2 separate regions of the Homo sapiens genome follow, and region 2 is linked to region 1. A link is a contact called in ENCODE Hi-C data. All regions are on one chromosome and are shown on one strand. Each heading gives the region's core, a stretch centred on a gene start or an enhancer-like site at or near the end of the contact. The rest is flanking DNA. Distances are from core to core; before and after follow the strand shown.

Region 1 (3,864 bases), core at 348-2,847:
ATAGCGTGTTTGCTTTCACTGCACACTATCGTACTGAATTGCTCTGCACTGGCTGTGCACCGGTCTCCTTCAGACAGCCCCTCTGACACATAATGGCAGACACAGCCACCCAGGCCAAGTTTCTCTTTTCCAGACATGGCGAGTGAGGTTCTTGCACCATCCACCCAACGTCTGCGTGGTGCCTCACTCTGCTGGAGTGCCTCTCAGGACTCCTGTGAGGACTAAATGGCACGCAGCAATGGGGCTACCCATTCCTTCTAATGGAAATCTACTTTTTAAAAATTACCTCTGCAAGCATTAGATCCCAGAGCTCGTTTCACGTGACTTTTTGCGCAGGCACTTCTCTTTGTACGTGAAAAACTAACTTTGGTAGACTTACAGGCAGGTTTTAATATTTTCTCGTGATTGTATGTTTTTGAGAATCCTGTCAAATGATACTGAATCTTATCTAGATGTTAGCTAGCTACAGACCCTGTTTCATTCTACATGAAAATTAGATAGTGCACCGTTTCCATCAGCAGCCAAGTCTCCAAAACCCCGTAATTGCTCTCCTTTTCTTCAGCTGTATCTTGTTTTAAAGTTCTCTAATTCACCATTCCTTTCCTTCTAAGTTTAGCCTAAGCATTTCTTGCAATGACCAAAGTTTTCTAATTATTAATGAGATATTTAAGGAAATGTAAAATTGGCATTTTTATTTTGCTAACTGTATTTTTATCCACATAACTAGTTTCCCCCACCAAGAATCACAGGTCGAGAATGCTGTAAAAACGGATCCTTTCTCAGCTCCTAAAAGGAATGGCCTACAATCGAAGCGAACGCGCATCTCCGCCAGGTCCGCAACCACAGGCCCACGCCGTCGGGCCCCACGAACCGGCGCGCGCTGTCAAAGGCGCTTCCTCCCTGGAACGCGGGATTCCGGGGACAGTGTGTGCACTCAAGTTGAAAAGTTGTCATACTCCTGTTGGAAAGAAACGGAAACATCACCACCAGGAGGGTGGCCACTGAAGACCCTCGCCGACACCTGCTGGCAACCAAAGGCGCTTCCGGGGATCTACGGGCCGACCTGTAACTCAACACAAGCCTCCCAAGCCCTGCGGCCTTAAAACAACGCCCACCCGGGCGGTGCGCCGTTCCCGCCACCTCCACGCCTGCCTGGACCCGGACTCGAGACCCTGGCGGCGGGCCGGGCTCCCTCCGCCTGAGCAGGGACGCGGCGAGCGCATCCCACGACCCTCGGCAGCCGTTGCAGGCCTGGCGGACCTACACCCCACACCCTCACGGCCGCGTTCCCGCCGCGGGGCAGGGCGAGGCCCACGGCGCCTGCGCACTCAGTGACCGGGCCGCCCTGCGCCTCCGTGCGCACGCAGCACCACGTGACCCACTGCCAGTATCCAAGATGGACGCCGCGGCGAGGCCTGGCCGGCTCCCCGCGTTAGCCTGCACCCCATTGTGTGCCCTCTAAGCGCGAATTAGGCTCGCAGACATGCGGTGCTGACCGCTAGGCAGCCATGCGGGCTACCGAGTGCGACCGGACACGGCCGGGGCCCGTGTTTACGGCCACTACTGGCCCCCGGTCCCTGCGCCTCCTCAACCGCGAAGCACCCAGCGGCTGGCGCCTGGAGCGTCTTTTGGTACGCCCCACCCTCTAGAATTGGCAGCTCCAGCAGCCAATGAGGTCCAGGACGCGTGCGGGGAGGCGGGCAGGGGTGGAGCCTCTCTGCCGCTCATAGGGCATCCGGCCCCGCGGTTGAGCAGCCGCTGGGCGAGGGGTGGGAGCAGACGGGCTGTGCGCAGGTTTCAGCGGGCCAATGGAAGGCCGGCCAGGCGCCCGGGGCGGGCGGGCGGGAGGCGGGGCCGAGCCGTAATTGACGAGCTCTTCATTAGAAACCAGGCGGGAGGGCGGGGCCCGCAAGGGGAGGTGACGCAAGGCTGCCGCAGCCAATGGTTGGCGAGCCGCCGGCTGGCTGGGCGGGGCCGGGCCGGCTGACGGGCGTGCGGGGTGGCCTATCGCCGCCTGGCTCGACGCTGGAGTGGGGAGAAGCATCATGGTTCAACGTGGGTCAATTTTTTGTGAATGAGGAGGGGAGGTTGTGGGGCCGCCGCCGCGGAGCACCGTCCCCGCCGCCGCCCGAGCCCGAGCCCGAGCCCGCGCACCCGCCCGCGCCGCCGCCGCCGCCGCCCGAACAGCCTCCCAGCCTGGGCCCCCGGCGGCGCCGTGGCCGCGTCCCGGCTGTCGCCGCCCGAGCCCGAGCCCGCGCGCCGGCGGGTGGCGGCGCAGGCTGAGGAGATGCGGCGCGGAGCGCCGGAGCAGGGCTAGAGCCGGCCGCCGCCGCCCGCCGCGGTAAGCGCAGCCCCGGCCCGGCGCCCGCGGGCCATTGTCCGCCGCCCGCCCCGCGCCCCGCGCAGCCTGCAGGCCTTGGAGCCCGCGGCAGGTGGACGCCGCCGGTCCACACCCGCCCCGCGCGCGGCCGTGGGAGGCGGGGGCCAGCGCTGGCCGCGCGCCGTGGGACCCGCCGGTCCCCAGGGCCGCCCGGCCCCTTCTGGACCTTTCCACCCGCGCCGCGAGGCGGCTTCGCCCGCCGGGGCGGGGGCGCGGGGGTGGGCACGGCAGGCAGCGGCGCCGTCTCCCGGTGCGGGGCCCGCGCCCCCCGAGCAGGTGGGCTCCGGGCCGCCGGGAGTGAGGGCGGGGGCGGGCGGGCGCCGGGGCCGGCCGGGCGCCGTTTATGTAACTTTGTCAAATGCTGTGAGTTTGCAGAAAAACGTCCCTGCCGGGGGTCCGCGGCCCCGCGCTTGTCGTCGCCGCTGCGAGCGCCCGGGGGGTCGCGGGAGGGCGGGGGGCTGCCCGGGACCCGCTCGGCTCAGCCCGCAGGGCGCCAGCAGGCCGAGACGGGGCCCGGTCCCGCTCGGGGGTGGGATCCGCGTTTGCCGGCGTTGCGAAAACACACCACGGAATCATAAGCAAATTATCTCGTATTTACATTGAGCGTTGAATTATTTGACACTGTTATAGGAGGAGACCGTGCGTATCAGTTGGAAAGGCCGGGGGTGGAACCCAGTGTACTCATTTAATGCACATCAAAAATTTGTAATAACTTGAGGCAGCTGATATGAGTGTTTTCTTTATTGCATGTTGTAAATTGACCTGCTGTGACACAGTTTTCAAATAAAGCGTTGCAGAAATTAAACTTAAGTTATTTTAAAACTAATGACTTTCTTCACTAAATCCTAATTGCATGACTGTAGAGACCTACCTAATTGCTTGCTGAGAGCAGTTCTGCTTGCTCTCCGTGAGGGAGGAAAGGGCCTGTGCAGTCACTTTGCCGCCCCGTTTTTCTCTGTTCAGGCTTTTCTGTTTATTCCCACAAATCACCGAAGCAGTTAAGGCCTGGGAGTAAGCCTGTAAACAGTCCTGGCCCAGCGCCAGCCCAGCAGGACTGGGGGGATACTGGCAGGTTTGCACCTTGACCTGGTTTCACTTTTTCTTTTGTAATATGATCGTGGTTGCCTGGAGTTTTAATTGCTTCTGATAATTCTGTGCATTATTTTCGGGACTGTCCAAAGAAGGCTGGTGTGGTGGTTTCAGGACCTAGCCAGGAAAGGTGGTGGTGGTGGCTGGGGAGAGGGAGGGTGGAAGGGAGGGAGATCGAATTAAGAAAACTCAGCTGCTTGTACACAAATATACACTACAGCAGTTACAAAGCAACAAAAGTTATTGCAGAATTTTGCAGTAACTATGGCAACACAATTACTCTATTATAATTGGAAATGCAAAATGCCACCGAGTTAGAAGTTTCATCAGAATGGAGTTTTGGATATCAAAAATATGTGAAATTTAATTTTTTTTCAGGTAGCTCTTGTGAATTC
Region 2 (3,864 bases), core at 373-2,872, 730 kb before region 1:
TGCAACGGGATCTTGCAGTGGGGGAGGGAGACCAGGCTCAGCTCCGAACAGCACAGGCAGTGGGGGTTTGCGGCTGAGGAGCAGGTGGGGTCGCGGGTGGCAAATGACTGGGAGGAACACAGTGCGGGACGGGATGCTGGCTCGGCCGACCCCGCAGGGCTTTCGCTGAAGACAGGTCTGGGCCATCAGACATCCTGGGGATGCTGGGGGACCAGGAACCCGATCCAATATCCAGGGTGGGGGGCTCTGGCTAAACCAACTTAGCAGGGCTCTCTGCGAAAACTGAACCTGACAATGCAGTGCACAGATGGGCCTGGGAGGAGGTTAGGAGGCCACCGAAGTCTGGCTGAGCAAGGAATCTTTGGCAAAGTCTAGTTCCAGGACCTGTTGCTCTCTCTCCTTCCCTCCCCTGTTCTTCCTCTCTCCCTCTCTTCCTCCAACCTTCTCCCTCCTCTTACCCCTTTCCTTCTCCTTTCCCTCGCATTTCTGTCACATTCTTTTTTGTTGTTTTTTTCATTACGGTAAAACTTCACAAATTGTTTCCATCTTAACCACATTTCAGTGACGTTAAGCACATTCACGAACTGTGCAGCCATCACCAGCAGCCTCTACAGATCCTTTTCATCTGTCAAGGCTGAAAATCTGTCCCCACTAAACACGAACTCCCCATTTCCCCTTCCCCAGACCCTGATAACCCCCTTCTACTTTCTGTCTCTATGACTTTGACTCCTCTAGGGGCCTCGGCTGAGTGGAATCATGCGGTGTTTGTCTTAGGACTGGCCCGTTTCCCTCGGCAGAGCGTCCTCAATGTTCCTGCGCGTGGCAGCAGGTGTCGGCATTCCCTTCCTTTTAAAGGCTGAGTAATGTTCCACAGTGTGCATGGCCCACATTTGCTTATGCACGTATCCATCGATGGGCAGGGACAGCGGGGGACGCTTCCCTTTTTCATTTATTATAAATAACGCTGCTGTGAACGTGGGGTAAAGACGCCCCTTGGAGCCTCGGCTTTTGGTCCTCTGGGCTTGTGCCCGGAAGGGGAGTGCTGGGCCACGTGGGTGTCCGTGTTTGATTTTCTGGGACCTGCCCCCCCCCGTCTCCCGCCCCGGCTGCCGCGTCTCACTCCCCGCCGCGGTGCGAGGGGCCCCGTGTGCCGCGCACCCTTCCACCCGTGTTTTGCTGTTTTTTTGACTCTGGGCGTCCCAGGGGTGCAGCGGCCGTGGGGCCCTGGTTTGCTTTCACCTCTTCATCTGCTCACTGGCCGCGAGTGTGTCTTCTTCAGACAAACGTCTGAAGGTCAAGCCCTGGGCTCCTGTGAACCCGGCCGTCTTTGCGGCAGAGTCTGAGGCTCCTTCTTTATTCTGGATCCGGCCTCTGGTCGGAGGCGTGCTCTGCAGGCACTGCTCCCATTGCTGGCAGCCTTTTCTCCCCGTGGCCGCCCGGCCGCCCATCAGAGGCGTTGCAGACGCCCGCCCTCGCCAGCGCAAAGACAAACGCCGGTGGCCGCGGACGCGCCGGCGGCCGGGAGCACCCCAGCGGGCGGGCACCACAGAGGCGCGGTCCTCCGGCGTCTAGATCTGCCATGTGGCGCGCGCCGGAAGCGGCTCTGAGGCCGGAAGTGAGCCTAGAGCGCCGCGGCCCCGAGATGAAGCCGGCGGTGGACGAGATGTTCCCCGAGGGCGCCGGGCCCTACGTGGACCTGGACGAGGTGGCACGGGCCCGGCGGGAGTCTCCGAGCGTGGGGAGCGGGGAAGGGGGAGCGGAAGGGCGGCGTCCTGGTGCGCGGGTCCCGGGGAGGGGAGGCCGGGCGGGTGGGCGATGGGCGCGGCTCCCAGGCTCCCTGCCCCGCGGAGAGCAAATCCCGGTTTCTCCGAGCACCTGGTGAAAGGCGGCGACCGACCGCGGCGGGAAGCGTGTGCCCTAGCCCGGGGGACCAGGAGGCGCAGCCTGAGGGTTGAGTGCCTGCTGGGTGCCCCCACGGCCCCCGGGAACACACCCGTGGTCAGAGGAGTTGCGTTTGCTGCTCTTCGATGGCTGCAGCACCCCATGGGGGCCCGCGGTGCGTCTCCATAACCTCGTGTGGGATTTGAGCTCGTGTTAGGGGATTTGGGGGAAGAAAGTGGGCTTTACTGTGCCTTGGAAGCGAGGATAATTCTCCGATTGGGCCTCTTAATCTTAACTAGAATGAGGGAAGACTGGAGCAGCCGTCATTCCTGTCGGAGCGGAAAAGGAGACATCTGGCATTTATGTGCTTTGCGTAGTGGCCTCGTTCTTCTTTTTAATTATACAGGATTATACAGTCGTCTTGGGGTTTTGTTGGTCTCTATTGTGTTCACAGAGTGACCTTGTCTGATGTGAGCGTTCTGAGATGGTTTATGGTCAGCAGGAGAGCACCACAGCCTAGCTCAGAGTGGCAGGCCAGCTCCTACATGTCAGGGCCTTATGTGCTCTTTCTCAAAGCTTAGGGGCTGCAGAGGTGGTCAGAGGCAGCCCTTGTGCTTGTGGAGGTAATAGCATGGCAGAGCGGCTGATTGCAAATACCAGGTGTCATAGAAAGCCGAAGGCGCACCGACGGATGGACCCTCAGGGCTTTGAGGGGGCTCAGCAAAGGTACAGCTGAGGAGTCGACTCTGTGGCCAAATGCTGGGGGACACATTGGTGTTTGCCAGGTAGTGGGGGATGAAGGCCCGGCAGGAGCAGAGCCCTGGGTTGGGGGATGCCGACTGGCTCACCAAGGGAAGGGAATGTTGTGTCGTTTAACATGGTTGAGCGTGCAGTGCCAGAGAGAGGGGAGACAGTGGGTAGGGACTCTCTCCCTACCCAGATCGTGAAACCATCTGGAACCATGCTAAAGAGGGTGGCTCTGTGCACCCCGCTCCCGAAGCACTTCCATTAAACCCAGGCTTCTCAGTCCTGTTTTACAGTCCTAGGCTTCACAGTCCTAGGCGATGTGGAGCCACCGGAGGGCTTTACAGTGGGGAGTGAGAGGCTCCGACTTGCTCTGTAGGGTGGCAGCATTTACGGGTGAGAGGGTAGAAAAATGAGAGCAGGGAGAACAGGAGAGTTGAAGAGGGTGTGAATGAGGCAGATGGAGGTAGGGACAAGCTTCAAGTGGTAGAATGCGCGTGGCTTACTGTGCTGATGGGGACAGGGAGGGTGGCTGAGAAGCCAGGGGAGGAGACTGAGTGTCCTGGCTTTTCTGAGAGTGTCTGAAAGGGAACAAGGGCATGCAGCTATGTGGGGATCAGGGCAGGTCTGAGCAAGCGGCCTTGTGAATGCTGGGGCCAGGGCAGCAGCAGGACCTGTGGCCAGCTGTCCAGGGTGCTGCTGTCAGAGGAATCTGCTCCCTCTGTCACCGGTTGACTCTAAACAGGACCCAAAATCCTGAGGGCTTCAGATTGCCCAGCTTGGGTTGTGACATGGTTTTTCCACTGCCGTGGAGTTGTGGCAGTGGACGGTCCATGATAGCAGCGGGGCACCAGAACCTCAGAGGCAGAGCAGGTCAGTTTCCTCGGGGAAGTGGTTTCATTCCCAGAAGAGAGAGGGAAGGGATCCTGAGTGGAGGCGATGGGCTCAATTTCGCATGTTTGTGGCCTCTGGCGATGTCCGGCGAGGGATCGGAAAGCTCTCCTTGAGGGGCACAGAGAAGTAGTGGTGCTTAGGTCAGTGGTAGGTTTCTTTTTTAAAGGCAGACAGGAATCAAGGAACAGAAGCCCTTGAGAGACCTTAAAAATCATTCCTTTGAATTCCTCCCCCTCCCCCCAATACACATTCCTGTGTCTGGAACTAAAATGTTGACTCCAACTTGAGCCTGTTTCCCCTCACCCATCTTCTTTTTTTGTGGGGGTAGTGGCCCTGCAATGCACT

Evidence for each region. A loop is a pair of places that touch in the nucleus more often than their neighbours do. Pooled maps may share reads with other maps.
Region 2: a map of B cell shows a loop between it and region 1 (19-fold over the local background). The contact joins the promoter of COPS9 here to the promoter of HDAC4-AS1 in region 1. A Hi-C loop is called at or near these places in 7 of 168 maps with a recorded cell type or tissue (B cell, CD4-positive, alpha-beta T cell, CD8-positive, alpha-beta T cell and 3 more), 14 of 37 single-sample maps with no recorded cell type and 18 of 50 pooled maps.

Annotation. Positions count from the first base shown.
Region 1 is chr2:239,399,169-239,403,032 of GRCh38, reverse strand. HDAC4-AS1 (HDAC4 antisense RNA 1) reads right to left here and starts at 1,597. Exons shown (of 2, transcript NR_135575.1): 1 at 1,497-1,597; 2 at 676-958. It overlaps HDAC4 (histone deacetylase 4), which reads left to right and starts at 2,013. Exons shown (of 27, transcript NM_001378414.1): 1 at 2,013-2,055. RefSeq lists an enhancer at 805-934 and silencers at 1,065-1,334, 1,605-1,724, 1,745-2,184, 2,195-2,364.
Region 2 is chr2:240,134,063-240,137,926 of GRCh38, reverse strand. COPS9 (COP9 signalosome subunit 9) reads left to right here and starts at 1,622. Exons shown (of 3, transcript NM_001163424.2): 1 at 1,622-1,705. The coding sequence starts at 1,643. RefSeq lists enhancers at 1,101-1,210, 1,221-1,320 and a silencer at 1,761-1,810.